2 separate regions of the Homo sapiens genome follow, and region 1 is linked to region 2. Evidence: read pairs that join two places in POLR2A ChIA-PET (ENCODE). Cell type or tissue: B cell. All regions are shown on one strand. Each heading gives the region's core, and the rest is flanking DNA. Links, peaks and the distances in the headings are about the cores only. Region 1 overlaps ALDH1L2 (aldehyde dehydrogenase 1 family member L2). Region 2 overlaps CHST11 (carbohydrate sulfotransferase 11).

Evidence for each region. ChIA-PET counts read pairs that join two places held together with the same protein. Peaks named below come from ENCODE experiments on the same cell type or tissue, not always from the same donor. Only the 100,000 strongest peaks of a DNase experiment are listed, where the experiment ranks them.
Region 1: POLR2A ChIA-PET joins it to region 2 with 5 read pairs; 2 of 35 experiments call an interaction of 5 or more read pairs at or near these places.

What each region holds. Positions count from the first base shown.
Region 1 is chr12:105,024,781-105,040,388 of GRCh38, forward strand. It overlaps ALDH1L2 (aldehyde dehydrogenase 1 family member L2), which reads right to left. Exons shown (of 23, transcript NM_001034173.4): 17 at 14,933-15,026; 18 at 13,323-13,422; 19 at 9,520-9,618; 20 at 6,989-7,154; 21 at 5,544-5,649; 22 at 1,765-1,964. Among named protein-coding and RNA genes, the nearest start is that of NOPCHAP1, 46 kb to the left of the region's middle. RefSeq lists a silencer at 12,331-12,410. In B cell, for the core only: no CTCF peak of the experiment used is centred there; a DNase peak (open chromatin) is centred at 6,501; H3K27ac peaks cover 695 bases.
Region 2 is chr12:104,619,647-104,635,254 of GRCh38, forward strand. All of the region lies in intron 2 of CHST11 (carbohydrate sulfotransferase 11), which reads left to right. Among named protein-coding and RNA genes, the nearest start is that of MIR3922, 36 kb to the left of the region's middle. RefSeq lists enhancers at 4,107-4,844, 12,715-13,216. In B cell, for the core only: no CTCF peak of the experiment used is centred there; a DNase peak (open chromatin) is centred at 8,755.

The DNA.
Region 1 (15,608 bases), core at 3,146-11,145, 400 kb after region 2:
ACCAGGCCTTCTAAGGAGCAGAGAGTGTTGCCTGGTCAGCTTCAAACCAAAACCCTTCTCTTTTATTTCCCTACTTGATGACAGACTCTGCCTTTTTGTCCATTTAAACTAAACAGAAGTAACCAGGATACTGTCCTCTGGATTATATTAATTAAAGCAGAACTGAGCACAGGAAAGTTTGAAATCATTTGGTTTAACCTTATTTTAAAGATAAGGAAAATTCAGTTTATATTGTTTGTTAGAAACACAGGGAAACCTGTCTAGGCAAAAATAAATAGGTCTGCCTTTCTTTGACTGTTTCTATTTTGAGCCAGTACTGTCATCAATCTCTACAGAGGTTAAAGGGCACTGAATACCATGGGAAAACTAATGAGTGCGTGATTCTGGAAGCTGAGCTAAAACAAGGGCTGTCAACTTTGTCCGCATGTTAGAATCACTCAGGGAGCTTTTAAGACTCCTGACCCCACATCACACCCCAGATCAATTAGATCAGTATCTGTATTTTTTGAAGCTCCCAGGTGATTTGAATCCACTGTGCAGCTAAGGTTGACAACCACTGGGCTAAGGGGTTTTAAAATTGGGGGAGGAAGAAACTATTAGAAAAACTGTAGTATTTTATAGTAAAACAGACCTGGAGCTGGTCAAATACACTCTCTCAAAAGATGGGTGAAACAGGGATGCCTCACTTTCTAATAATAAATTCCCTAAGAAAGTCTCCTACAGTGATTTGGATTCAGGCATGAAAACCAGATTAAAGACATGGAAAAGTTGGGGGGGAAGCCCTTACCTTCACCCAATGGAATTTAAAATGAGAGCTACTTTTACTGCTGCAAATACATGGCCAAAGTCATTAGTAAAGAGAAAATGTAAAAACAAAACAAAACAAAAAAACTCCAAATGAACTAAACTTATATTTGCAGACTGTAATTTCAGTAAATCACAAACATTTCAGTTTTTGAAACAACGTACCAGACTGAGGGGAATAAGAGATGTGCTCCACAGCCAGACCGCCTGCCTTTGAATTCTCTCTTGCCAGTGCCTGGCTCTGTGACTTGAGGCAACTCACCCAGCCTCTCTGAGCCCCATTGTCCTCTTCTGTATAATAAGATAATAATAGTACCTATTCCTCTGAGCTCGTGTGAGAATTGCCTTTGCTTATACAGGCTAAGTAGAATGGGGCCTGGCATGTGTTTCGCACTGAAAGTAAGCTATTGCTTGAAAGGTGTTAGTGTCACTGCTCACAGTGAATTACATTTTGGGCTTTTTACAAACTCTTAAGTCTCATTGCTCAGACTCCCAAAAACCCTGCCAATTGCAGGGTTTTTTCAGTGTTGACTCTGAAAGCCTGCCAAGAAGCTCCAGGACAGGATTTATTCTTGGAGCTCGCTGGTTATTGCTCTCCACCCATTTGCCTCTCTTGGTTCCATTTAGTCTCGTGACAGCTAACCCAAGTTCATGCCGAATGTCAGATTAAACACCAAACATATTTCAGCTAAAGTATATTGTTGCAATTTCTTTTTCCTTTCAAACATTAATCTTTTTTGAAAAGAAATATCTTTCCACACAATGTGTGTACTTTTCTGTATGTATGGTATATTCAATAGAAATGTTTAATATTTTAAAAAACGAATGCCCTTCTAAACCCAGATATAACTGCCATGTAGGAAATGCCCCTCAAAGTCACACACAAGTCATGAAACATAGAGCAGATTTTTCTGTGATGTGACAACAAAGGGAAGGTGAAGCAGAAAAGTAAAGCCATACCTAAGTCTTTTCCAAAGCCAGATTGTTTAACTCCGCCAAATGGGGCCGCCACATCTGTCTTGTTGTATGTGTTAATAAAAACAGTTCCTGCTTCCAGTTTTTCACTCACATACATAGCTTTGTTTATGTCTCTTGTAAAAACCCCTGAGGCCAAACCATACTCTGTACTATTTGCTCGCTGCAACACTCCATCGATGTCCCTGTGTTTTTAGGAAGACATAAAACTTCATTAAATGTAAAGCAAAAGACTCATTTTATGTTCTGAAAATTTTCCCATCTATGCTAGAAACAGGAAAACATTACTGCCATCTGCTTAAATGTTTTTGTTGTTGTTGTTTTTTAGAGGCCAGGCATTGCTCTGTCACCTAGGCTGCAGTGCAGTGGCACAATCATAGCTCACTGCAGCCTCCATCTCCTTGGACTCAAGTGATCCTCCCACCTCAGCCTCCCAAGTAGCGGGGACTACAGGCATGTGCCACCATGCTCAGCTAATTTTTAAAAAAATTTTTTTGTAGAGATAGCATCTCCCTGTGTTGCCCAGGCTGATCTCAAACTCCTGGCCTCAAACTATCCCCCAACCTTGCCCTTGCAAAGTGTTGGGATTACAGGTGTGAGCCACTGCGCCCAGCCTGATTAAATTTTTATAAATGAAAATATCAGGCTCACACCAAAAGAAAGTCCCAAAAAAATATTACTAGTATTACATTTTTCATATATATCATGCAACACCTTTCAAAATCTGACCCAAAGTCATATATTCAATCTTCTTCAATGGTTCTCATTCATGATCTCCCACTCCCTCCCCTCTCCCATGACTCCCACTTCTAGATGGATTTTCAGAGTGTCCTCCCTATTTCCTTCCATCTCTTCCGATTTTGCACATAAGGTTCAAGCCTCCTTCAGTGCCTGAAGCCGTTTCAGATCCCACCAGTGCCATTGTCGAGGTGGGAGAGTAGGGTGGTTCTGTGAGAGGGCTCTGCAGCCAGACTGCCTGGTGACCTTGGGTAAATGACTCCATCTCCCCTCGCCTTCATTTATTATTGCGAACCATGGAAATAATAATAAAAGGACCTGTCTAGTTGTCATGAGGATGAAATGAACAAATCATGCCTGGAACACAATAAATGTTCAATAAAAGCCAGCTATCATCAGGTAGCACATATTTTTCCAAACTTAATATTTTGGTAGAACCAACTATATAGTGCTGACTTAACTCTTCCTGTAGGTAATGGTTCACCCTCCATAAATTGGAAGATAAAAGTTCCCCGAGGGCAGGGATAACTTTATGTCTCATATACCTCTTTATGCTATGGTGTTGCATCGTCAAATGCGAGTGAGTGGGATTACATGTGCTTATTCAACAAAATAGGTCCCGTGATTTCCCTGCCTTTTGACTTAGTTTGTATACACATCCAAGCAGGTGAAGACATGAACCTACTCTTTTCTCAGTTGAGTCGAGTTCTAATGTGCCTGTCATAGTGTATGTACCTTCTTCTAGTGTGATCCTAATGCTTAAAAACGCACACATTTTCTACCACATGGCCAGCAAATACAAGCCAGGTTGTTGTTGTTGTTTTTCTTTTTGAGATGGAGTCTCACTCTGTCGCCCAGGCTGGAGGGCAGTGGTGCGATCTCGGCTCACTGCAACCTTCGCCTCCCAGGTTCAAGCAATTCTCCTGCCTCAGCCTCCTGAGTAGCTGAGATTACAGGTACATGCCACCACACCCAGATAATTTTTGTATTTTTAGTAGAGATTTTGTATTTCACCATGTTGGCCAGGCTGGTCTTGAACTCCTGACCTCAAGTGATCCGCCTGCCTTGGCCTTCCAAAGTGCTGGGATTACAGGCATGAGCCATTGCGCCTGGCCAAGCCAGGTATTTCATCTGGTGCTCCAGCAAAGACACAGGATCTGTTCCAAAACTGGAGGAAAAATTCGAGTGCTGAATTTATTGAGACAGTACAGGTTTCAGTGTAGTGCCTTATGAAGGAATTTTCAAAGGCATCTTGACTATCCAAAATTTTAAACTTGCACAAGAAATCTGGAATCTAACCTGGAGTGAACTTGGACTCTGCTAAAACTCTCACACTTCTTGATGCATTGCATATGGTAGGGACCCAAATATTTATAGAATGGACTAGAGGGAGAAAGATGGTTTTATGCCATTTCTCGTTGAGGACTATCAAGATATCACCATAGCTCCATAGCACATTGTTTATGTCTACAGCAATGACAAGCATATATTGATGGCAGCAGCAACAGCAAATACTTGACTTAGTAATACTCAGAATGACCTAAGGAGGTACACATTGTTACCAAACCATACTCTATTATTTGCTCACTGCAATGCTCTATTGATGTCCCTATGTTTTTAGGAAGACATAAAACTTCATTAAATGTAAAGCAAAAGATTCATTTTATGTTCTGAAAATTTTCCCGTCTATGCTAGAAACGGGAAAACATTACTGCCATCTGCTTAAATTTTTTTTTTTTTTTTTTTAGAGGCCAGGCATTGCTCTGTCGCCTAGGCTGCAGTGCAGTGGCACAATCATAGCTCACTGCAGCCTCCATCTCCTTGGGCTCAAGTGATCCTCCCACCTTAGCCTCCGAAGTAGCTGGGACTACAGGCACATGCCACCATGCCCAGCTAATTTTTAAAAAAAATTTTTGTAGAGACAGGGTCTTTGTTGCCCAGGCTGATCTCAAACTCCTGGCCTCAAGCTGTCCCCCGACCTTGGCCTTGCAAAGTGTTGGGATTACAGGCATGAGGTGCAGAGTGGTTAAGTAACTGGCCCAAGCTCAGAGGGTTAGTGAGGGGAGAGGAGGCAGAGTTGGTCCTCTGACCCACTGCACCATCCTGCCTCTGACCCTCTGTGGACTAACTGTCATCTCTGTCTGTCTCCCCTGTTAGATAATAAACTCCTTAAGGTCAGGGGCTGTGACTTACCCATGTTACAGTAGATTCCCTCAAACCTGACTTCTAATGTCTGCACATTTAACACCACCACCATGGGAGAATGTATAATGAGAAATGGCATAGCATGCATCCTTGAATGGATATATCAAAGGTTACTCACTACACCTTATAGTCCCCTGAAGTCTTTTATACTATATCTATTAAAGACCGAGAAAGTCTATTCTTTATTTTTTTTTCAAGTTCTCATTGGCTGAAATAAATCTAAAGCCATTCTGAAGAATTTTGTGCAGTATACCATGAGACCCCATTCTATTAAGTATTGTTTTATGAGCTCAGTTAGCACTTGGACCTCTTCGATAAGCTGAACTCTTTGCAAAGTTTCATGTAGTATCACAAGCCAGCATGTCATTTACAGTTGATTATATGATGATTATGAACATTTCCATGAAAAGTTGAGTATCAAGCTTTGGGGGGCAATATCCCCTATAATAACAGCACTCTTTCTCTAGGGAAATAAGATTTCACAGATGCATACCCTAGGAATTTAAATGTGAAAACCAGTTTTGTTATTTCTCAGTTATTTACTTTGTTCCACAGACATCTCAAATGTCAAGTGCAGAAAAACTAAAATTTATTCAGCTAAAAGCCCATTATGTTGGCCATTAATTGAAGCTGAAAAGCAAAAATATACTATGATCTACGATGGTTAGCAAAAGCGTAACTTCTAATTATTTAAGTTAATTATTCTTATGGTAGAAAATTACATGTTCATTAATCTTATGCTGTGTATATAGCACAGTGGCAAAGGGGAAAAATGACTTATCTAGTCAAAACCTAAGTTACATTGTGTCTGAAGAACCTACCCATTTTGGAATTTAGAAATGACCATAATAGGCCCAAAGGATTCCTCTTTGGCGAGGTACATGTAGTCTTCCACATCTGTGAACACGGTCGGCTCCATGAAAAAGCCTTTTTGGAAAAAACAAAGAAAAAATGTCAACTGTAGGTTAAGTCATTTTCAATTAATAGTCCTCTCACTTAATTACATTATAATTTTTTCTTTCCCTCTGGCCCAGTAAAACCAAGAAGAGTTGCATTTCTCTATTTGGTGTTGGCATGCCCAGGTTCTTATTTTTTAATGTCTTTATTATGAAAATGTCAAACCTATGTAAAGGTAGAGAAAACAGTATAATGAATGGTAAAATAAATATCCATATTTTGCTGTATTTATCTTTTCCTCATTGAAATATTTTAAAGCAAATTCCAGATATCATAATTTTAACACCTCAGTATTTCAGTACACATCTGTAAAAAATAAGGATATTTTCTTATATAACCACTATACAGTGTCATGCTTAACAAAATTAGTAAGTATTCTTTATTCAGAGTTTATATTTTAATTTCCTTAATGTCTAGAAATTAGCTTTTTCACAGTTGGTTTGTTTGATTTAGGATTCAAATTCTTCTACACATTGTATTTGGTGTTTAGATTTCTTAAGGATCTTTTACTCTAAAACATTTCCCCATTTTGTCTTCCCCTTATTTTTTATGCTATCGTCATGTTAAAGAGACTGGGTCAGTTGTTTATACATTATCTTTCTTTCTGGTTAATCATTGCTTCCTTTGGATGATATTTGTTTCTCTATCTCTTGTATTTCTTCTTTTTCCCAGTGACTTTTATTGTGGTAAAATACACATAACTGAAATTTACCATCACAACCATCTTTAAGTGTACAGCTCAGTGTTATGAGATTCATAATATGCAACCTTCACCACCATCCATTTTCATTAACTATTTTCAGCTTATAAAACTGAAACTCTATACCCACTAAAAAATAACTTCCTGTTCCTTCCTCCCTCCCTACTGCAGTTCTTATGAATAGAAAGCTTGGCTTAAAGGTATAATTAGATTCAGCTTAAGCTTTTTTGGCAGGAACACTTCATAGGTGATACTGTGTATTACACGTTTTATTCCATCAGGAGACACATATTATCCAGTTGTCTCCCCTTCTTTGTTTTATTTTGTTTTGTTTTGTTTGAGACAGAGTCTCAGTCTGTTGCCCAAGTTGGAGTGCAGTGGCTTGATCTCAGCTCACTGCAGCCTCCTCCGCTCACGTTAACCTGCCTCCTAGGTTAAAGTGATTCTTGTGCCTCAGCCTCCCCAGTAGCAGGTGCGTGCCACCACACTGGGCTAATTTTTGGTAGAGATGAAGTTTCACCATGTTGGCCAGGCTGGTCTTAAACTGTCGCTGTCCATTCCAACTGAAGAAGGCGGGCACCCGGTAAACCCCCACAGAGGTGATCTTACCTGGCCTTTGGACTTGTCTTCCCCCGTACACCAAAGTGGCCCCTTCTTTCACTCCAGTTTCACAGTATTGCAGCAGCTTTTCCAGATGAGCCTTATGATTTTGGGGCCCATGATCAGTGGATCTGTCAAGTGGATCACCAATTTTCATCTTTTTAATTTCTTCTACCTGTATGTTACCCAGTCCATAAAAACACAATTCACTGTTAATAATAATGGAGTTTCTACCAAGTGGTAGGTGTTATACTAAGGTGTTTATAGATGTATTGTCATTTAGTCTTTACAATAGCACCGGAGGTAGGTGGTTGGTTTTTTTTTTTTTTTCCTTTTTGGAGACAGGGTCTTAGTCACTCTGTCGTCCATGCTGGATCACAGTGGCATGGCATGGCTCACTGCAACCTCGAACTTCTTTTTTTTTTTTTTTTTTTTTGAGGTGGAGTCTTATTTTGTTGCCCAGGCTGGAGTACAATGGTGTGATCTTGGCTCACTGCAACCTCTGCCTCCCGGGTTCAAGCTGTTCTCATGTCTCAGCCTCCTGAGTAGCTGGGATTACAGGCGCCTGCCACTGCGTCCGGCTATTCTCATGTCTTAGCCTCCCAAGTAGCTGGGATTACAGGTGTCTGCCACCACGCTCGGCTAATTTTTGTATTTTTAGTAGAGATGGGGTTTCTCCATGTTGGTCAGGTTGGTCTCGAACTCCTGACCTCAGGCAATCCACCCGCATCAGCCTCCCAAAGTGCTGGGATTACAGGCGTGAGCCACCGCGCCCAGCTGCAACCTCGAACTTCTAAGCTCAAGTGATCCTCCCGCCTCAGCTTCTCAGAAGAAGAAACTGAGGCCTAGAGGGGTTAAGTAAGTGCACCCAACCACTAAATACTGTAGACTTTTTTCCACTTGAAATCCCAAGTCCTTAACCACTATCTACTAGCACAATATAAGCTACATACACTATATGAAAATTATCCTAAATGTTAATCCATTAAGAATAGCAAACTAATGTTCTGAAATGTTTATTAATATCACATACTTACACTGTTCATGGCAAGAGAATTTCTAAAATGGTCACATTGTTATCTTTTTTTTTCCTCCTCAAATGTGGCAGACTGCCTTTGTAAAATTCTCCTGGTGTAGCCATGCCAGATGACCCACTAGAATGCTCTGACGAAAAATAATCTTTACTGCACGATGTTCATCACTGACATGTATTTGTAATTATCTCTTCCACTCCTCAGTTATCTTAACCTACTTCTGCATCTTCTAATGTTAAGTCCAATTCTGGTAAGAAGAATGGGAGTTATAACCCAGCAGGTCCATGACTTTGAATTTAGGCCTGGCCGTAATCTCTTAGTGCGTTCCCCAGGGTTCTGCACTGGATGAGAAGTTCTGAGTGGCCAGGGACCATGTCTGCCTTGTTCACATTTATATTCCCAGCATGCAGTGTTTGGTACTAAGTAGGTGCTTGAGAAATGCTGCTGATGAATGAATATGAACAGCATGTTTGTAAAACATGCTTGTTGATGTACTGATATAGCAAATCCTTGACATTTCTGGTCTCAGTGTTTGAAATTTCAACAACTTTTAGCTGATTGTGAAAGCCCATGATATATAGCACTGCAGACTGTCTTTCAGTGAGACACAAAATTAAATTACACTGTGATGTTCAGGAGGCAGCCACTGCCTACCTGACTGCCCTCCATCTGCCTGTCTATATGACTTCCTTGTTACTCATTCTCATGAAGAAAGAATACCTTTGGTTTTTTTGGTGGGTTGGGGTGTGGAGAATTGGCTCTGGGGAAAATATAGCTGGATGCTGGTTTTGCAAATATAAGCAAATTCTTGATTAATACTACCTTCATAATGACATAGTATAAGTTAGAGTTTATTTTAGCCACATAATTCATCTTAACACTCCTATAGATGACTTTTAGTCCCATATTTATGGAGTCATGATCAATGTCCTGGGGATGTTTATTTATTTAGCTAGTTATTTTAGTGGAAGGAATTATATGCTATCATGTCAACCGCAATTGGGGATTCATGGTGTATCTCTCATAGTTTATTTAGAGATTTATAAAAATCTAGGAGCGTAACTCTCACAATGTCAAGGATCTAATATATTACAAATGTAGAGTAAGGTATCATAGCTCTTCAATATACTTTATCAGGTTTTTATATAAACCTCTAACTTTTTTACTATAAAAAAATCATAAGCACATGTGAAAGTAGACACATAATACAGTGAAACCCCATGTACTCATCACCCAGCTTCAACAACTACCAACTCCTGGCCAATTTATTCCCCTACTCATTTCCTGTCCTGCGGGGTTATTTTGAAGCAAATTTCAGACATCATATAATTTAATCTGTAAGTATGCCAGTATGTAGCTATAAAAAAACTAGGGACTGATTTTTTTTAAAACATAACCACAATACTGTTATCACACCTGAAAATTCATGAACAATCCTAGAAGTAGGATTTTTCAAGTAAAAGCAAAATCTCTAAACAACTCAGAGTAAATGTGAAGGTGCCTCACCACTCTTGTCACAAATTCGTCGTGGATGGATTCTTCCACGAACAACCGCCCAGCAGCAATACAGTTCTCTCCTTTGTTGAAAAATACTGCTCCCATGCCCTTCAGTGGGAGAAGAGAAAATATTGCTAACATCATTTGAGAAGTCAAGATTCTCATAAAGTTGTACACAGAGGGAGTTAGTTGTTTTTGGAAGACAGCAGGCAATATAGATAAGTCACAGACAATCCTCTTGGCCTTGTTAGTGATGAGAGCTTCTTGGAGATACTCTGTTTTGATTTAGCATGATTTGAGAGATTTTGTTTATCCTTTCCCCCTTTTGGTCCCTGAGCATTTTTTTAAAAAAATGTATGTGTAACAATAAAGATGTACCATTAGAAACAAATTTTGTGTTAAAAGAAAATCTAGGCTGGGCGTGGTGGCTCACGCTTGTAATCCCAGAACTTTGGGAGGCTGAGGCGGGCAGATCACAAGGTCAGGAGTTCAAGACCAGTGTGGCCAACACAGTGAAACCCCATCTCCACTAAAAATACAAAAATTAGCTGGGCATGGTGGCAGGTGCCTGTAATCCCAGCTACTCAGGGGGCTGAGGCAGGAGAATCAATTGAACCCAGGAGGCGGAGGTTGCAGTGAGCTGAGATCACACCACTGCACTCCAGCCTGGGCGACAGAGCTAGATTCCATCTCATAAATAAATAAATAAATAAAAGAAAATCTAGATTATTCTCTTCTTAAATTTATTTTTTAGAGATAGAGTCCCACTCTCTCTAGCCTCCCAAGTAGCTGGCACTACAGGTGTGCACCACCTTACCCAGCTAATTTTTTCTATTTTTATTTATTGTAGAGACAGGGTCTCACTATGTTGCCCAGGCTGGACTCAACACCTGGGCTTAAGCAATCCTCCTGCCTTGGCCTAGAAAATCTAGATTATTCTATACATTTAAATGTAATAACTTGTATACCAAGTTTTGCTTTTAAAAATCTCTACATTAGATTGTATAATCACAATTTTTAAAATTTTTTATTTGTATTTATTTATTTATTTAAGACAGTGTTTCTCTCTGTCGCCCAGGCTGGAGTGCAGTGGCGTGATCATGGCTCACTGCAGCCTCAACTTCCTGGGCTGAAGTGATCCTCCATCTCAGTCTCCCTAGTAGCTGGGGCCACAGGTGAACACCACCCTGGGCTAATTTTATTTTTTTGTAGAGACAGGGTCTTGCCATGTTGCCCAGGCTGGTCATGAACCCCAAGGCTCAAGCGATCCTTCTACCTCGACCTCCCAAAGTGCTGAGATTATAGGCGTAAGCCACCACGTGCAGCCATAAATCATAAATATTTAGAAAGCCTCTCTAACCCCCTCATGAAAAGAAATACCTGTTTTTCAACAAGAAGTTTGAGAAATCTTTGAAATGAAGGCACTCAAAAATGACGGATTTGGAAGACTGATGAATTTTGTGCATTTTCCCTTTTTAGAAATTCAGTTTCTAATTCACCTGCAGGAAACCTCCCTGGACTATATATAGTGTGTCTATATATATATATATGTGTGTGTGTGTGTGTGTGTGTGTGTATACACACACACATATATATACGTATATTTATATGTGTATATATATTATATATATACATATATTTATATGTGTATATATATTATATATATACGTATATTTATATGTGTATATATATTATATATATACGTATATTTATATATGTGTATATATATTATATATATACGTATATTTATATATGTGTATATATATTATATATATACGTATATTTATATATGTGTATATATTATATATACGTATATTTATATATGTGTATATATATTATATATATACGTATATTTATATATGTGTATATAATATATACACGTATATTTATATATGTGTATATAATATATACACGTATATTTATATATGTGTATATAATATATACACGTATATTTATATATGTGTATATAATATATACACGTATATTTATATATGTGTATATATTATATATATACGTATATTTATATATGTGTATATATATTATATATACGTATATTTATATATGTGTATATATATTATATATATACGTATATTTATATATGTGTATATATATTATATATATACGTATATTTATATATGTGTATATATTATATATATCCATATATATGTGTGTGTGTATATACACACACATATATACGTATATTTATATATGTATATATATATTTTATATATATATATATATATATATATATATATATATATATATATATATATATAAAATGGATGTGGCTGGGTGCAGTGGCTCACACCTGTTATTCCACCCATTTAGGAGGCCAAGGCAGGAGGATCACTTTAGCCCAGGAGTTTAAGACCTGCCTGGGCAACATAGTGAGATCCCATCTCGAAAACAAAGTATAATGAATGCTTTGAAATACCATGCTTTTCCTGTGCATACATTTTATCTTTAAACATTACAAAAATATGTTGACTGTCTTGGGTTTGGGGTTCTTAAATGGTTAAAACAGACTCTTTAAGGTTATATATTCCTAACCCAGACATCCAGGGGAGTCCTGACCCCTGATATCAGTTTGAGTACCCCCAGCCATTGTCTGTCACTGAAACCTCCAGATGGTCCATTCAAAGGCCCTGGCCGCAGGGGTACTTGGTTCTTCTTCACTCCCAGACCACTCCATTCTCTTTGGGATGCTTACATGATGAAGTTTGGCTGTGAGTGTTCATTATAATTACATTTAGGGCCAATGGTGAACAGAGTCTGCTTAGTGCATAGGCTGGACAGTTGTACAGAACTGAGAAGACCATAAGTTTCCCCCACAATTACAAGAAAGCTTAGCACAACCCCTGCCGAGCATTGACTCATTTTATGCCTATATCTCAGATGTGAAGAATGAGAACTAGGCCAATTTTTTTTAACCTTTACATTTTATTTAAAATAAGCCTTTATACTTTGAAATAGTTTAAGGCTCACAAGGTGTTGCAAAAATAATGTGAGAGTTCCTTTGTGCCCTTTACCTAACTTCCCCCATGATAACATCTTATAAAACCATAGTACATTGTTAAAACCAGGAAATTGATGTTGCTAATTACTTGTTAAATATGAAACCCTTTGTTGTGTCTAAAACGCTTACCAGAAGCTCAATGTGCAAAACAGGTAAAAGTAGGACTGTTCAGGTTGATGGGATGAGATGTTGTAGGGAAAGGAGGGAGAAGCTAGAAGCCCTAATAGAATATCTTTTGAACTTTTTTACATGCCTGCTATGACTCATATCCTGTTTTAAAAACACCTTAGTAGAGGAATTATAAAGACATTATTTTTAAAAACTAAGTGCTCTGAGTATTCCCAAATCTAAGCATAAAAACAATGGTTTTAATTTATGACTAGACAAAACCCAAATCTCATTTAAGATCTCTGATAAAAAAGGAGGTGAAATGTGTTTTAGAAGCAAGCACCTATTTTTTTTTCTTTTTTTTTTTTGAGACGGAGTCTCACTCTGTCGCCCAGGCTGGAGTGCAGTGGCGTGATCTCAGCTCACTGCAACCTCCGCCTCCTGGGTTCAAGAGATTCTCCTGCCTCAGCCTCCCGGGTAGCTGGGACTACAGGTGCCCACCACCACGCACGGCTAATGTTTTTGCATTTTTACTAGAGACGGGGTTTCACCATGTTGGTCAGGCTCGTCTTGAACTCCTGATCTCAAGTGATCCACCCGTCTTGGCCTCCCAAAGTGCTAGGATTACAGGCGTGAGCCACCTCACCTGGCCCAGGCACCTATTTACTTAAATTTGACCCTCTCTTACCATTCGCACAGCCTTGTCAAGTTCACAGTCATTAAATATTATAAGTGGAGACTTGCCACCAAGCTCAAGGGAAACTTTCTTCAAGTTGCTAACAGCACAGCTAGAGGAAAACAAATGAGAAATGAGCATTTAGTTAACATCTCTCTCTCTCTCTCTCTCACACACACACACACACAAACACACACACACACACACACACACACACACACACACACACACACTTTTTAAGCTATAAGTTACCACCTGGCATGGAAAACATATTGAGCCTCAGTAATATTAAGAAACTTATTCAAGGCCAGGCACAGTGACTCACAACTGTCTGGGAGACCAAGGTAGAAGGGATCCTTTAAGGCCGGAAGTGTGAGACCAGCCTGAGCAACATGGCAAGACCTCATCTCTATAAAAAATAAGAAAATTAGGTAGGTATGGTGGTGTGTGACTGTAGTGTCAGCTACTTGGGAGGCTGAGGCAGGAGGATCGTTTGAGCCCAGGAATTCAAAGCTGCAGTGAGCTGTGATCACCACTGCACTCCAGCCTGGGTGACAGTGTTAGACCGTGTCTCTTAAAAAAGAAAAAAAGAAAGAAAAAGGAAAAAGTTATTCATAGATAAAACAGATGGTAGAATGGTGATTACCATTGAAGCTGAGTGATGAGTACATAAAATTCATTTTGCTTTTCTGCTTTCTATGTATTAGACATTTTCCATAATAAAAAAATTTCAAAAATGTTGTGGTCAAAAGTTAATTCAAATTCTTTAGAAATTTTGGTTACATAAAAGCCTGGCAAAAGAATTAAACCTCTAACCAGACTACCGAAGCATTGGGAGAAAAAATATCAATTTTTAAAAGTACGCTGCTTATTTTTCCTTTCTTACAAAAGTATTTTTATTTAAAGCATTTTGAAAATACCTACCCCAAAATGCAAACAGAAGAAAAAAATCACAAAATTCCATTCCATGCCTCAGTGACCATTGTTTTTACCATTTTGATATACTACCTATTTGTGATCTGTCCTACCATAGCTTTTGCGTTGTTTAACATAGTTGAGATCATCCAGTGTATACAATGTTATACTTTATTTTTATTTCCATTTATTATTTTAACAACACTTTTCAATGTTATTAAAATTCTCTATGAACATGACTGCACAGTGTTCCATTACATTGACATATTTTAACAACTGCTTTATTTTGGACATTTAGATTGCTTACAGCTTAAAAAAAAATTGCTTTGGCGGACTCCATTTATAAATAATCCAGGTTTGTCATATAAAATATATAAATTTCACATTTATGTATCTTTTTGGTTTTTTACCCATACTCTGAGAACAATTTGGGCCACAGCTTTAATACAGGAAGTCTTTTGTGCTGAATTGTTAAAACTACCAGTAGGGCACAGAATTTCAACATAGCTTTGGTTTTATTGACTCTGGGCTTTAATGCTTTGGAAAGTATTTTATTGTATTCAAATATTTCAATACTCAGCAGTGATAAGTAGATTTCCCTTCCAAAGTTGATGTAGTTTTTCTCACTCAAAAAGTACCCTGTTTAAACAAAAATTGAAACCTAGTTTAACAGGATCTGCAGTGAATCAACATTTTAAAACCAATACCTCTTCATGATCTGTTTGCCAATAGGAGTGGATCCAGTGAAACCAAGTTTGCGGATGTCAGGATGTTCAGACAGACGTTGTCCTGCTATGCCACCTGTAGAATTAGGGAATAAAACGGGAATTAAAACATACTCAAGGCCGGGCGCGGTGGCTTACGCCTGTAATCCCCGCACTTTGGGAGGCTGAGGCAAGCAGATCACAAGGTCAGGAGATCGAGACCCGCCTGACCACCATGGTGAAACCCTGTCACTACTAAAAATATAAAAATTAGCCAGGCATGGTGGCACACGCCTGTAATCCCAGCTACTCAGGAGGCTGAGAGAGAATCACTTGAACCCAGGAGGCGGAGGTTGCAGTGGGCCAAGATCGCGCCTTTGCACTCCAGCCGGGGCAACAGAGTGAGACTCCGTCTCAAAAAAAAAAAAAAAAAAAAAAAAAAACCTTACTCAAATTCTTATAGTGAAGATGGCTTTAAATTCATTGAAGTAGATTTCTAAGCTCTCCTTGACACCTTAGTTTTACATTTTCTGTATTAATTACAAACTGATAAAAGTCTGAAATAATACCCTTTATGAAATTATCAGACTCCCAAAATAATGATGGGTAAGCCTTGATTTTTATCTTCCAGAGTAGTTTTTGAAAATCAAAATGGAACATCTTAGGGTAATTTTACATG
Region 2 (15,608 bases), core at 4,678-12,677:
AAGCACTGGGAGAGGCTGGAGTGGGGGCTGCTTATCTGGGGGCTGCCCATTTTGAAGAAGGCTGTTTACACCGATCCATAGACTTACTGGGTTTTGGTTGGCTCCGGGTTCAGAAAGGGTTAACTCATCTCGCAAACCCATTCACCAAGGGTAAAGAATTAAATTAACTCATGCTAAGCCCATGGTTTTTGCAGATGGAACATTCTGGTTTCTACTTTTCAAGAGCAACTCAAAAGTTCATTAACAAGGAGGAACTTGTAATCTTTGCGAAGGACCAAATTTGAATGGGAGAAACGGTTCCCTTAGCCAATAGGTGAGCCCAGCCAACTCCTCAGCCCGGAAGCTTTGTCATTCTATAATTGTCATTCCCGGTGAGCCTTCATCCTAGGTCTGATGGGGCCACTTGAAGATCTCATTGAATTTTGTAGGGAAATTGCATGCTAAAGAGACATTTGGAAATTAGCAGGCTTGAAGGCTGCCTTGAGACATGTCCCCTAAAGGTATTTTGTCACCACACAGAATGGCTCCCAAATGGTGCCCCCCCAACTTTCTTCTGCTCTCTTCATTTGAGTTTCTCTCATCCATAGAACAGTTAATCTCAGTTCAGAATCTCAGCCTCGGCTCTCCATAGGTTTTCCTTCATTTTCCAGGATAAATGAGCTGGAGTTTGAAAAGAAGTGTGACTTCTTCAAGGAACTGGCAGATACTAGGGGAGTTCAGAAGCAGCTGACATCCAATTATTCACGGTCATGGGGGAAAGGGATTGAATGAGAAATAGAAATCCACAGATAATCTCCAAACCTTATGCTCATCCATAGCCTTCTCTTCCAACATGCCTTTAACAGTACCAAGAAATGGGCTGATTTAGCGCTGTTTTCAAAATGGAGGTCCTGAGAGATCAGTACAGTAAAATTAATTTGCCAATCCTTCTCTTAATGAGAAGCATTGCAAGGAATGGAAATTCTCCATTTATTTATTTATTTATTTGTTTGTTTGTTTGTTTTTATTACTTACCCAGAGTAAAGCGTCATTTTTCTTGAGCAAGTGGCAAAATGAGCTTATTTTCTTGGCTGGTTTTGTTCATTGTTTGTTGTGTCAGAGACTAGCATAGAACATTGTGACTTTCTTTTCACTAACACAAAACAAAACAAAAATGATTGGGATTCAGGCCTAGATAATCTTGAAATAAAAACCAGGAGCTAGGAGAATGACAGTCAATTGCAATTGATAATTGAGTCTCCTTCCCCAGGATATTAATGGTGTAACTAAACCAGGGAGGAAGAAGTGATAAGTATCTTGTTAAGATAAGTCTTTGCCAAAAACAACCCATGGCAAATTGCTGCCATTTGTTATCTAATACTGAGCGCAGAGTGTAGTCTTTCTTGAGCCTCAGAAACCCTGCTTGTCTCTATCAGTTCATTTCAAATTTAACTTGCTAAATATCATTGTCCAAAGCCTTGGCAGACTTTCAAAAGCAGCGTTGTTGCTGATCTCAAGCTTGACACAGTGGGATCTTGGGGAGTCTCACAGACCACAGCCCCCAGTTTGTGGGGGCATCTTGATCAAGGCCTAGGCAAAGGATCTGTTTGGAGAATAAAAGCCAAGCCAGCCTCAAAGATGAACATGTGTGGCCCGGCCTGTTAAACCCAGTCAAGGCGATGGGCTGCAGACATCCTGTCTTTCTCTGGTGCTGTCCTAGACCTTGCCATTGGCCCAGGGCCATTCAAAACCCAAGGCCTACAGTCACGGCTTCCCAAGCTATGGTAGGCAGAATGCCTTGCCCCTTTTCCAAGCAATAAGAATATGTTACCTTATTTGGCAAAAGGGACTTTGCAAAGGCAGTTTAAGTTAAGGGTTTTAAGATGGAGAGATTATCCTGGATTATCCGGATGGGTCCAGTATAATCATCAGGATGATAAGGGAGGCAGGAGTGTCAAAGCCAGGAAAAGAGATGTTGTGAGGATGGAAGCAGAGCTTGGAGTGATGTGAGGAAGGGGGCCACAAGCCTAGGAATGTAAGTGACCTGTAAAAGATGGAAAAGGCACAGAACAGATTTTCCCTTGGAGCCTCCAGAAGGAACGCAAGCCTGCTAACCCCTTGACTTTAGGACTTGTGACCTTCAGAATGGAAGCAGTTGTTTGTAGTGATTTGTTACAGCGGCAATAGAAAACTAACATGCACACACCCCTTTTTAGTTGGAGCTAAGCTTCCCTCTCCCAAGACCAGGGTCCAAAGGAGGCCTGGGAGAGGCCAGGTCTGTGACATCAGGTAAGCAGTCCGGCAGCAGCGTGGTGAGTCTGGAAAATGGGATGCTGATGGTTGTGGTGATACTGCCTTTTTCAGAATTGTTTTGAGGATCAAGTGAGGTACTGTGAAAATGCCTGGCAAATCTAGGTATAAGCCGGCAACCCCGGTGACCCCCACAGGCACATCATGGCTTACATACCGGCAGGGAATAGGCTGAGTTGATACAACCAAAATCCTTGTACATATTCATAAGAACTCTTTGACAACCACACATTCAACCTGAAATTTATATCAGATCACAGTTTTGTGGATAACCAAAATCCTTGTACATATTCATAAGAACTCTTTGACAACCACACATTCAACGTGAAATTTATATCAGATCACAGTTTTGTGGATGGGTTCCTATAGGTAGGAGGTACTACCACTGTTTAGTCAGTACATTTATTTTTTTTAAAAGGACGGAGTAAATATTTGGAATTAATGGTGTTATATTTGTCAAGATTTTCCTTCATGAAATGATTATATAATTCTTACAGTATTCTCAAAGTACCCGCATAGAGACTAGCTTCATTGAAACTCACAATTCTCTCAAGGTTGGCAGGGGAGATATTATCTTCCCATTTTAGACAGTGCAAAGAGAAGGAAGATCAGAGTATTAAATAACTCTCCCCAGCCAAGTAAGCTCTTAATAAATGTCAGGTAAGGCTAAACCTGAACGTCGAGCCTAGAGAGGGCAAAGAGCATGCCGGTTCAGAGCAGACACCCCTGCCAGGCACTAGCTGGGTGACTTTGGGCAAGTTACTTAACCTCACTGTGCCTCAGTTTCCTCATCTCCCAATGTAAGGATAATGTACCTACCTCACAGGTTTGTTGTGAAGACTAAATGAAGATAATGCAATAAACGGCTGAGACCCATGCCAAGCACATGGTAAAAGTGTGTAATTGCGTATTAGCAGCAGCAGCCAGAGCAATAGCCAAGGGTCAATTAACTCCCAGTCCAGTGTTCAGTTCATGATTGTCCATGCATTAAGAGCCAAAGCACCCCCAAAGCCATCTCACCCTGCTGAAGCAGTCTAAAGTGCTCAACTAAGTTGGTGCATTAATCTCTAGACCAGAGGTCAGCAGACGTTTTCTGTAAAGGGCCAGACAGCAAACATTTTAGGTCTCTGTTGCAACTACTCAGCTTTGCCCTTGTGAATGAAAGCAGCCAAGACAATATGTAAATGAATGGGCGTGGCCAGATTTCATCCACAGGGGTTCCCTGCTTTAGACTGTGCCGAGAGCCAGAGGTCTTGAGTTCAAGTCCCAGCCTCACCACACTGCAAGGGTGTTCTTGAGCAAGTCAGGAAGGCTCCCCAGAGTCAGGCCCTTAGCCTCTAAAAATGGGAATAATAATGCCTCCCTCAAGAGCTGGTGAGACAATGGAAGCTGTTTGTAAACTGTAAAGTACCGTGCCTGATTTGGTTATTAGTGTTTTATTGCTGATGTACGGTCGAGGTCCAGGCCACCCGTGGTAGATAAAAGTGCATGTGGGCTGGACGAAGTGGCTCACGCCTGTAATCCCAGCACTTTGGGAGGCCGAGGCAGGTGGATCACCTGAGGCTGGGAGTTCGAGACTAGCCTGACCAACATGGAGAAACCCCGTCTCTACTAAAAATACAAAATTAGCCAGGCATGGTGGCACATGCCTATAATCCCAGCTACTCGGGAGGCTGAGGCAGGAGAATCGCTTGAACCTGGGAGGCAGAGGTTGCGGTGAGCCGAGATCGCGCCACTGTCACCCAGCCGAGATCGCCTGGGTGACAGAGTGAGACTCCATCTCAAAAAAAAAAAAAGTTCATGTGCCCTTGGTGTAAAATACTGGGCTCTATCTCACCGTCTCTGCTGTCTGCAGTTGCATTATGAAATCAGGAAAGGGTTATTTAATTTCAATCACTTTCAACTTGTTTTGGGGTATGAGAAACACACCAGCCTCTGAAAGCTTCCCGTTGCTGTCATGTGATGTTTCTCTAGCCACGAAGCCTTGTGTAGTCTGAGTTGATCTTCATTCTGAAAATGGCAAATGAACAGAATGACCATGATGAATGGGGGCTCCTGAGAAACACAGCACTCGTTCTCAGTGTCTCAGGCTGGGGGAGTGAAGCCTGCAGCCTTGATGGAGGGAAGGTATGTGGAAAATGAATTGCTGAGCGGAATCTCAGAGAATGGCTGCTGAAGAAAAGCATTTCAAGGAGCAATTATGCAGCTCATTAAGATGCACTCCATTCCGGCCTCTGATCCTAGGGGAATTGTCAGAGCAATTATGTGCAAACCTCAATTTTGAGGTCTGAAAAGGGGTTGGTGCATAATCGGCAGGAGAAGAAAAAGAAGGGAGACGGTTTGAAACAATGGGTATTAAATGATTGTCACAGCAAGGAAGACAGGGATGGAAGGAGTGGACACCCTGGGTACTTAAGACTGAATGTGTGGTCTCAGGATTGCATACGGGCCATGTGGGCAGTGCATTTGGTACCCTTAATAGGACTTCTTGGAATCAAAGTGGTTTGCTTTGTACAAAGTTGTAAGCATGGTGTTTGGGATATGTTTGTTGAATGAATGAATGATTTGTGCTTGCCATATCAAATGAATGAAGGGAAAAATGAATGAAGAAGTTAAAAAGGTTAAGAATTCATGTAAAATGAAGATAATAATCATACATACCTTACACGACTACTGTGAGAATGAGGTGGTATAATGCACTTAAAGCTGTCAGCACAGAGCCTGACAGTGGCAGGCTCTCAATTCTAGCTAGTATTGGGATTACATTTTCCCAGGTGTGTTAGTCAGCTCAGACTGCCATAACAACATACCACGGACTGGGTGGCTTGAACAACAGACATTTGTTGACTCGGGTCTTGGAGGCTGGAAACCCAAGATCCAGGTGCCAGTAAGGTTGGTTTCTGGTGAGCCTCTCTTTTTGGCTCACAGACGGCCACCTTTTTGGCTGTGTCCTCACATGGTCTTTCCACGGTGCCCGTGCACTCCTGGTTTCTCTTCTTATAAGGACACGGTCATTCTGGGTTAGGGTCCCGCCTTTATGACCTCATTTAACCCTAATTACCTCTTCAAAGGCCTCATCTCCAAATACAGTCACATTGGAGGATAGAGCTTCAACATACAAATTTTGGGGGACCCACCTCATTCCATAACACCAGGTGAAGAATCAGACTTTGCTATTGAGGTTATTAGGCCTGATCTTGTGACTAAGCAGCTATGCAAAACCTTTTAAAGCCACTAGAATCACTGTTTCCTGAGATGCCAAACTGGAGATGCCCCAGTGTTCTAGAAAAGCAAATAGACTTCCAGTAACTTATGTCCTTCTGTGTTAGTGCCTGACTCTGCTATTCAGAGATGCCAGTGACCATCCTTTTTCTTTTTCTTTTTCTGAGACGGAGTTTCGCTCTTGTCGCCCAGGCTGGAGTACAATGGCTTGGTGTCAGGTCACTGCAACCTCTGCCTCCCGGGTTCAAGCGATTCTCCTGCCTCAGCCTCCTGAGTACCTGGGATTACATGTGCCCACCACCATGCCTGGCTCATTTTTGTGTTTTTAGTAGAGATGGGGTTTCACCATGTTGGCCAGGCTGGTCTTGAACTCCTGACCTCAGGCGATCCGCCCGCCTTGGCCTCCCAAAGTGCTGAGATTACAGGCATGAGCCACCACGCCCAGCTGGCCATCCTTTTTCTTTCCACTGTTAAGACAAACAGGCAACTCACTCATGCTGTTTTTCTGAAAAAAGCAAAATTTCTGAACTGTCTTCTTAAGGATTCCATAAAACAGGTGCCCTGGGAGTTGAAATTGACCATGTGAACCTGTGATTTTGTGTCAGAGTGAGCACTACTAAATCTCATTTTCTTCCCTGTCTTCTTTTTCATTTCCAAATCTGCCCAGAAGACAGTAAAAGCTCATTAATTTGAACCCTGCTAATTTAGAATATGTAACATTTCCTCCAAGCTCACCATGAAGGAGGAATTTGTGAAACAAATTAATAGTGTGAACATAATTAGAAAAGATGAGTCTTGTAGTGTTGGGAGGTACCTGGAGGTGATCCAGTCCTTTTCATTGGTGGCTTGTTTCTTTTCAAATGAGGAAATCGAGGCCCAGTGAGGTTCTGTGGCTCTTCCACACTCACACAGGGGGACTGTTTAACCTCCTTCAGGACACCAGCCTAAAACACGGAGTCTTATTTGTTTGTGAAAGACACAGGCTCTTTATTAGCTGTGGGTTCCTTTTACAATGTGAACCTCAAGTACTAAAAGTGCATTTTTAAAGAAATATTCTGCATTTCAGGTTTCCCACTAATTATGACTGGCCTTCTCCCAAGTTAGTTTGAGCTATTTTGGTGAGGTTTTATAGTGATTTAATAAGAAAAGCTTTTTTAAAACCTCATAAAACCTTCTGTACAATTCATTCTGACCAACATTCCCTCTTACAATTATGTCATTAACAACTTCTTTTTAAAAGACCAGAACTTTTGTCTATTCATGTTAACCTTAAAAGCAGCATTCACCGAACCCCTGAGAAACAAGGAGAGCTATAATACTTTACAGGATTGGGGCAGAGCACATGAAATCATGTGTGAGAGAGGGTTCTGTACATTTGTTTTTCTTAATTGCCATTTCTGACTTGGGCAGCCTCCCCACCCAAAAAAAAAAAAAAAAAAACATGGTCAAAATATACTTGTGCATGTAAATGTGGTATTTCCTGGGAGAGTCCTGAGGGAATGGCCTGTTTTCCATGTGATTTGTTTTTTAATAGACTTGATTTTTTTTTTTAGAGCAGTTTTAGGTTCATGGCAAAATCGAGCAGAAGGCACAGAAAATTCCCAGACACCCCTGCCCCCAGACATGCACGGCCTCCCCCGTCATCAGCATCCTCCACTGAAGTGGTCCATTTGTTACAACTGATGAACCTGTATTGACATGTCTTTGTCACCCAGGCTCACAGTTTACATTAGGGTTCACTGTTGGTGTTGTATATTCTACAGGTTTGGACATGTAGCCACGTGTCATTATACATTTTAGAGTAGTTTCACTGCCCCCAAAATCCTGTGGGTCTACCTGTCCATCCCTCCCTCCCCCCAAGCACTGGCAACCCCTGATCTTTTTACTGTCTCCATAGTTTTGTCTTTTCCAGAATGTCATATAGTTGGAATACAATATGTAGCCTTTTCAGAGTGGCGTCTTTCACTTTGTAATATGCATTTACATTTTCTCCATGTCTTTGCATGGCTTGATGGCTCGTTTCTTTTTAGTACTGAATATTCCATTGTCTGGATGGAACACAGTTTGTTTATCCAGTCACCTACTGCAGGACATCTTGGTTGCTTCCAAGTTTTGGCAATTAAGAATAAAGCTGCTCTAAACATCCATGCGCAGGTTTTTTGTGTGGATGTAAGTTTTCAACTCCTCTGAGTAAATACCAAGGAGAGTGATTGCTGGATCCTATGGTAGGAGTATGTTGACTGTTTAAAAAAATTTAATGAGATGCCTATTTATTAATTTAAATCAAACTGTAGCTGCCGCATGGACTGGAATGTCCTCATCAGCAGATCAGCGCATACTCTCCCCAGAGTCAGACCTACTGGGGCACCAAACCGCAATCAACAGGTTATTCAACAAGCGCAGGTTCAGAGCCCCCAGCAAGATGGCCAGAATTACTAAGTGTTCCTTAGCCTTGGGACATGAATTCTCTGCCACAGCCACAGCCAACAAGAATGGAGCACTCCCAAGTATTTGACGGGCTTCTTATTCTCTCCTTTTGGGCATTTAATACATCTTTAACACAAATCAGGATTGTAGAAGATTAGGGCTTATTTTCAAAGTGTCTTCTCAGCATAAAGTCAGATGATGATGATGATGATGGTGGTGGTGGAGGATGACAGAATTAGCAGGTGGTGGGTGTGGTGGTGATAACTAGCAGCAGCAGCAGTGGCAGGACTGGTGGTAATTATTGTTGTTAACATTTCTTGAACACTCGCTCTGTGCTTTACACACATTATTTCAATCATCACAACTCTTTAAGGCAGACACTCTGTTTGACAGATGACAATGCCAAGGCCCAAAGAAGTTAATCACTTTCCTAAGGTCACACAGCTGGCATGTGATAGCAGCGGGAGGTAATCCCCAGCCATCTAATGCCCTTATCCCCTTCCCCGCTGCCTGGCACAGTGCTCTAAGTCTCTATCTGCCAAGGCTTTTAGAAGTCATTTGATGCACGGAGTGATGTATCTCAGGGCCCCGACATTCGCCATTAAACCCGAGGTCAGGAGACAGGAGACTGCAGTTGTCCTGCTTAATCCCAACGGTCCCGTTCTTCCTGTGTTTCTTTTAAGGGATTTCTCTCCAGCCTCACAAATGCTGACAGGTGGCCCCTCACCCCACAGGGCTCGCTGACTGCACGTGCCCAGACCATCTCTTCAGGTTCCATTTTTTACATTCAAGAGAAGAAAAAGGGCAAAAGATTTCTATTTTAAGCTGTCAGACACAACATGAGCCTATCAAGACTTGTTGAGCTTGGAAGCAGTTCCAGCTTCTTCCTCAGAAAGCAGAAATTTTGACTTTGGGCCACTGATGCTCAGTGAAATGTGTTTCCGTTGTCCAGGGTAACGTGGCGTTGAATTCCGCTGACAGAAGAGGCTCTGCATCGGCTCTAATGAGCAGCATCATTTCAATAGAGCTGGCCCCTCCCTCCCTCTTCAGCCTCATCTTGGGCCCCTCTATTCCTTCCAGCCCTCCAGGCCTTGGTTTAGTTCCTCTGCTGTCCTTGCTTTTTCCTGCCACCGGGCCTTTGCACCTGCTGTTCTTTCTGCTTCACCTCTACTTGGCTGACTCCTTCTCAGCCTTTAGGGTCTCTAGGGCTGGTCACATGTTCCTCTAATACCCTTGCCTCTCTTTGAGAGCCCTTTGCTTATTGTAATTATTTTATGACTTTCTGGTTATTTATTTATTGCTGTCTTCCTCATTGGATGCTAAGGTCCACGCTGGCTGCCTCTGTGCTGGCTTTGTGCCTAATGTACTACATGAAACAAGGGGGAGCTGGATGGATGGACAAGCTGGGAGCCTCAGGGTGAGGATAACGGCACCCCAAGCTTCCTAAGAGCTTAGTCTTCTGGCTAGTCTACTCAATGCCTCATTCTAAACGATCTAGAGTTGCAAATTGCACAGGGGTTAAGAGCAAGTGCTCTAGAATCAGGCTGCCTGCATTTGTATTCCAGCCCTGCCTCTTACTAGCTGTATTTGTTTCTCTTGCTGGGTAACAAATCACACAAACTTAGCAGTTTACGACAACATACTTTTTTTAAATCCCACAGTTTTGATGAGCCAGGAGTCTGAGTATCTTTTAACTGGGTCCTCTACTTAGGATCTCACCAGGCTACAGTCTCATGTGAAGCTTAGGGTCCTTGAAGCTCACATGGTTGTTGGCAGAAATTGTTTCCTTGTAGCCATAGAACTCACAGTGGCTTGCTTCTTCAAGGCCAAGAGGACAGTCTCTCTGAGTTCAGAGAAGGTTAAGCCCTCTTTAAAGTACAGATGCCCCTTGACTTACAATGGGCTTATTTCTTCATAATTCTAAGTTGAAAATATCATAAGTCAAAAATGCATTTGGCCAGTCACAGTGGCTCATGCCTATAATCCCAACACTTTGGGAGGCCGAGGCAGGCAGATCACTTGAGGCCAGGAGTTTGAGGCCAACTTGGCTAACATGGTGAAATCCCATCTCTACTAAAAATACAAAATTTAACTGGGTGTGGTGGCACGCACCTGTAATCCCAGCTACTCAGGAGGCTGAGGCAGAAGAATTGCTTGAACCCAGGAGGTGGAGGTTGCAGTGAGCTGAGGTCGCGGCACTGCACTCCAGCCTGGGCAAGAGTTAATGGGACTCCATCTCAAAATTTTTTTTAAAAATGCATTTAATACACTTAACCTATGAAACATCACAGCTTAGTGCAGCCTACCTTAAACATGCTCAGAATACCAACATTAGCCTACAGTTGGGCAACATTATCTAGCACAAAGCTTATTTTATAATAAAGTTATCTTGAAGAATTTTGAATCAGATTTAAAGCCAACCCATTGTTAAGTTGGAGATTGTCTTACTTATTCCCTGGTTAGGTTAGCCGCATCCAGGATAATTTTTCCTTTTGATTAATACGTAACTCACTTACGGATCTTAGTTATATCTGCAAATCCCTTCGCCCTTGCTGTGTAATATAACATAACCGTGAAGTGATATCCCCTCACATCCCCAGGTCCTGTCCACACTCAAAGGGTATTGTACAGGACATGTATACCAGGAGCAGGAATCACCAGGACCATCTTAGAATTCTGCCTACCACACTAGCTGTGTGGCTTTGGGGAAGTTGCTTAACTTCTGTGTGCCGCTGTCTGTAGAGTAATACCCACTTCATAGGATTTGTTGTAAAGGTTAAACAAGTTGATTTATGGAAAGTGCTTAAGACAATTCCTGGCAGGTGGTGAGTACTCAATAAATGTTAGCTGTTACAACCATAAAGATGAGGATAATCTCCAGCCGAGCCAGTGGGCTCCCAGCTTAGAAATGCAGTCCACCAACTGGCTGGAAAATGAAATCCGAGAAGCCAGGCTGACGGGGAAAGAAGACACCAGAGAATATCAATGACTTGGTAAATTGGCCTTCCCGAAAGGGAAACTGACAGCTTCTACTCCACCAGGCGAAAATGGGCAAAGCAGGTGGAAAGCTGTATCAAGTTACTAAAGCAAATTGGATCTACGTGGGTGCACGTGCCCCTATTTTAGTTCGTTTCATGAAAACATCTCTTCTCAAGGCAAGGAGTCATGGCCTCATCTCTCTGGAAAGCTTTGAAATCCCTTACATCAGGGATTTAAATCAATTGATATCTCTCAGATATGAAGAAATGAGCATAATTGGATATCCTGGCAACTTGTGTCAGCAGCTGCACCCCAAAGTTTATGTCTGCCTTAAGGGAAGGCTTTCTTCTGAAACAGGATCTCAGTTGGTTCAGTTTAAGAATAAGGGCCTCTCATTAACACTAGTGAGACCCCTAATAACGTGAACAGGGTTATTAGGTCTCACTGACGTGTGGTCAGGAGGAGGCCCGCCTGGGAATTTGCCCCACGAAGTGTGCGTTTTGCTGGAGAGGAGAGTGTTCAGAATCGATTTGTTGCTCCGTCTGGGATGCTGTTAACCAAATGTGGGAAGAAGCAGCACAGTGAGTCAATGGAGCAAGTTCGCAGTGGCGTATTTATGAATACTGGCTGGTTGGGGGAGAGGAATGGTGCAGCTTCTTTCTTTGGAAGGGACTCGCTTTATTGAAATCCTTTTCAGTGGGGTCACCCGGGGCAAGTCATTCACTCTTCCTCAGACCTCATAGTTTGCATCTGATAATTCAACTCAAGTCATTTTATTGACGGTGGTAGCGGACCCTGTTGGTGCTGTGCCCAGACCATCCGTTTTAGGGTTTCTGGCCTCTCATCCCCCAGCGTCTATGTGCTTTCCCTCTAATGGCTGCCTGCACCTGCGACTTGCTTTCCGAGGCCACCTTTGAGCTACAAGAGCTGCTTCTCCCATGCCCAGAGATGGGAAGGAGGCTGGGAAGTTACCTCTTCATGGGGGACCCTCAGCCTGGCTCCCTTAAGTCAGGACAAATTCAGAGGAGTAAAGTTATGTTCCAGAGCTCCCCATGGGATCAGAATTAAGCCTGGCATGAAGGCCTGAATTCCATCCTTGCTGGGGCCTCTCCACCTCCCTTTGCTCTCAGGACTGGCTACATGATTTGCAGGACTCAGTGCTGAATGAAAATGCAAGGCCCCTTGTTAAAAAATGATTAAGAATTTTAAAACAACAGTGACAGCAGAGCCTAAAACCTAACCTAAGACCCTTCTGATTGCAGGGTCGGAGCCACGGCACAGGTTGCACAACTACGAAGCTGGGCCTCCCTGCTCCCCAACTTTCCCGGGAGCTCCCCCTTATTCAGTCCCTTGCATGTGAACTCATGTCTTGTACTCCGCTCTGATGAACCTGACTTAAGGCCACTGTTGAGGCACAATGCTGAGGGGCTGGATTCTACAGTAGATACAACACCAACCCTTCCCTCGAGGGGCCGACTCTTTAGCAGGGAAGACAGATGTAGGCACAGATCATCCTGTCACAGACTGTGAAGCAGAGCCCCGTCCCCGAGGTGTCTGCAATGTGGGGAGGTGATGCTGCCTGGGAACACGAGACCTCCTGGATTCCAGGCCAGGGTTCCGTCTTCTGCCCCAAATGATGGATGAATAGAATTGGGGGTGATGATATGGGGGAAGGATGGGGCACCACTTCAGAAGAGCACAGCGCAAGCAGAGGTGTAGTGGGGGGACTTCCATTTAGTTTGCAGGAGCCTACCTGTGCTCAGTACAGAAGACTTGAATTTGAAAAGTCCAAGTTCCTGCCCCCAGGTGGTTCACAAGAGATGCGTACAACCAGCTCTGGTGGAATTCTGTGCAAGGGAAGTGCCGAGCTAACGGGGATGAGGCGAAGTGCTAGATACAAGAGGAGCCTGGTCTCCTAAGAAGTTCCCACTAGGTGTTAGGAGTCCTAGAGCTTCTCATCAAAGAAAAGATTCTCTAACTGTGGAATTTCAGAAATTGGCAAGCTGTCAGGGTTGGTCTGGGGGAGGAGGGAACCTCCTGAAATCACTTTATGTGATGGGTTCCTCCATCCGCTCAAACGGGTTTCTTAGTTTTAGCCCATCAGTCTGCTGAGGTGAAATTAAGTTCTCTTCCAAGTTTGTTATCTGAAATGACCCTGGGTCCGTCAGTACTGCAGCTGCACCCTGACCTGGGCTGGTGACAGTGCTCTGCAGGAGGCGCCCACTCGTTCCCGGTCCTCCTCCGGGAGGAGCCCACAGACACCACACTGGTTTCCCAGTACACTGAAGCTATCGCTGACGTTAAGGAGCCTCTTCTAAGCTGGGAAATGTGGGCAGCTGGCTGCGGTCCTCCCTGGAGGGGGTGAGGGAAGGTGTTGGTGAAACGCTTGTGGTTCTCAGGGGCCCTGGGAAACTCTTTTCTTTATCATCGACTTTGTCAGGCTGAAGCCATCTCTCATTTTTCAGAGCATGCTCATGGGCAGGGAGGGTGAGAGCTCTTCCATCCGGGAATAAGTTTATAAATGCACGAAAGCAGCTGGGCTTTGCCGGGAAGCAGGATGAGGGGGCTGCCCTGGGTTTGATGTTGTGCTCTCTTCTAATGCTGGAAATATTCAGCTGCTCCTGGGTTGGATGTGAGCACCAACTGAGGCTGGCTCATAATTCTTCCTTGACAAATGCCTCATTTGGGACAATAACTCATGATTTCTTCACTGCCTCCTATTAAGCAATTAAAAGAAGGCACACATTATTCTATGAATATATATGATCAAATGATTTTAAATTATTGAGTGGTGTTGGAAGCCAGAGAACAGTGAGGGAAAGAACTGCATGTGCTCCTCTCCCTCTGTCTTTTTTTTTTTTTTTTTTTTGAGATGGAGTCTCACTCTGTCACCCAGGCTGAAGTTCAGTCGCGTGATCTCGGCTCACTGCAACCTCTGTCTCTTGGGTTCAGGCAATTCTCGTACCTCAGCCTCCCGAGTAGCTGGGATTACAGGTGCCCGCCACCACACTCGGCTCATTTTTTTGTATTTTTAGTAGAGACATGGTTTCACCATGTTGGCCAGGCTGGTCTTGAACTCCTGACCAGGAGTTCCGCCTGCCTCGGCCTCCCAAAGTGCTGGGATTACAGGCATGAGCCACACCGTGCCCAGCCTCTCCCTCTTGTCCTGTTTTAGAATTTTATTTTATTTTTTAGTCAGGCTTCAGAAGGGCCCTGGAACATGGCTCTGTGTGATCTGGCCCCTGCCTACCTCTGCCACATCTCAGAGCCCTCTGTCCCACAGCTGCATCTTCCTGTCCTCTGCCACTCCCAGCTCCCCCTGCCCCACCTCTCTGTTCCCTCTGCCTGGAGCATCCTCCACATTCTTTCTAGGGGACCCTGGTGCCCCCAGCTAGCTTAGGTCCTCTCCTATTCCCTTCCCTTGACTTTTGCTTTTCTTTTATAGCACTTCATTCAACAAATATTTTTTCAGTACTTACTATGCCAGGCTGTTGTGACATAGCAATTAACAAAACAGACACAAAGCTCGGTCCTTATAGAACTGGTAATCTAAGCTCATTGCCATTGTGTTGATGAGTAATTATTCAGCAATTGGTTTGTTAACTTGTCTTCTCCACTAGACTGGAAGCTCCATGAGGACAGGGCCATATCTGTCTCGTTCACAGTACCATGAATCCCCAGTGCATAGTAGGCACTCAGTAGGTTCCTGGGGAATGAAAGACATTCTGGGATTGATGGCTGCCATTTGGCCATCTAGGCTCTCTGAGGTAGCTGCATCTTCCTTGGGAATCCAGAGGTCGTCATGTGGAATTACCTCCTCAAGACTGAATTACACAGCCTGTTAGAGGGAATATAAGAGGAGCCGAGCTGGCTCCACCACAGGGCTGCCGGGCCTGGAGCTGGTCCCTGAAGAACTCCAGGGCCCGCAGGATGCTCACGGTTTGTCCTTTGCCACGTGCCCGACACGTCTCGCACCATTTCCAAACCGCTCCTCGAGGGTCTCTCCCCTCTTCAACTTCTGTGTATTTTTGCACTTACAACTTCTTGGGGTCATTTTACTTTATGTCAAATATATACTGGCTGGGTGATCATGTCAGGGCCCTTTACTTGCCCTGAGGCACCTCTTCTAGGTGTCAAGAGGGGTCTTCCCTGTTTGGGGTTAGCTGAGCAACTTCTGTTTCACCATTGCTTTTAACCCAGGGCTAGTGGCTTCCTACTGATGTCTTCAGACCAGGCATTAACCTCTTAAAAACCCCACACCTTCAGCTGAAAAACAGATCATCACTGTCCTCAACAATATGCATTTGCTCCATTTACTCCTGGGGTTGTCCATTTGGCTGTTCATTCATTCATTTGTTGAGTCATTCATCAAGGGAAGGAGGGAGGAAGGGAGGGAGGGATTGGGGCCAGGACTAGGTAAGGCAAGCTGGGCTCCTGGGTTGCAGAATTTAAGGCAGCATTCACCCTCAGGACCAGGCAAGTGCAGAGTCAGCAGTCCTGTTCCTGGGTATGGAGTCCTGTCCTGCCCCCGTACCCAGCTTCATTCTCCTTTGAGATTTCATTTGTCACAAAAGCCTTTCACTAGGTGATGACCAAGCTCCAAAGGTGACCCCAGGTAACCCACGAGGGGCCTCCGCACACCCTCACATCACCTCCCCACCATGTCCAAGCTTTGTATGTAGCAAAAGTCT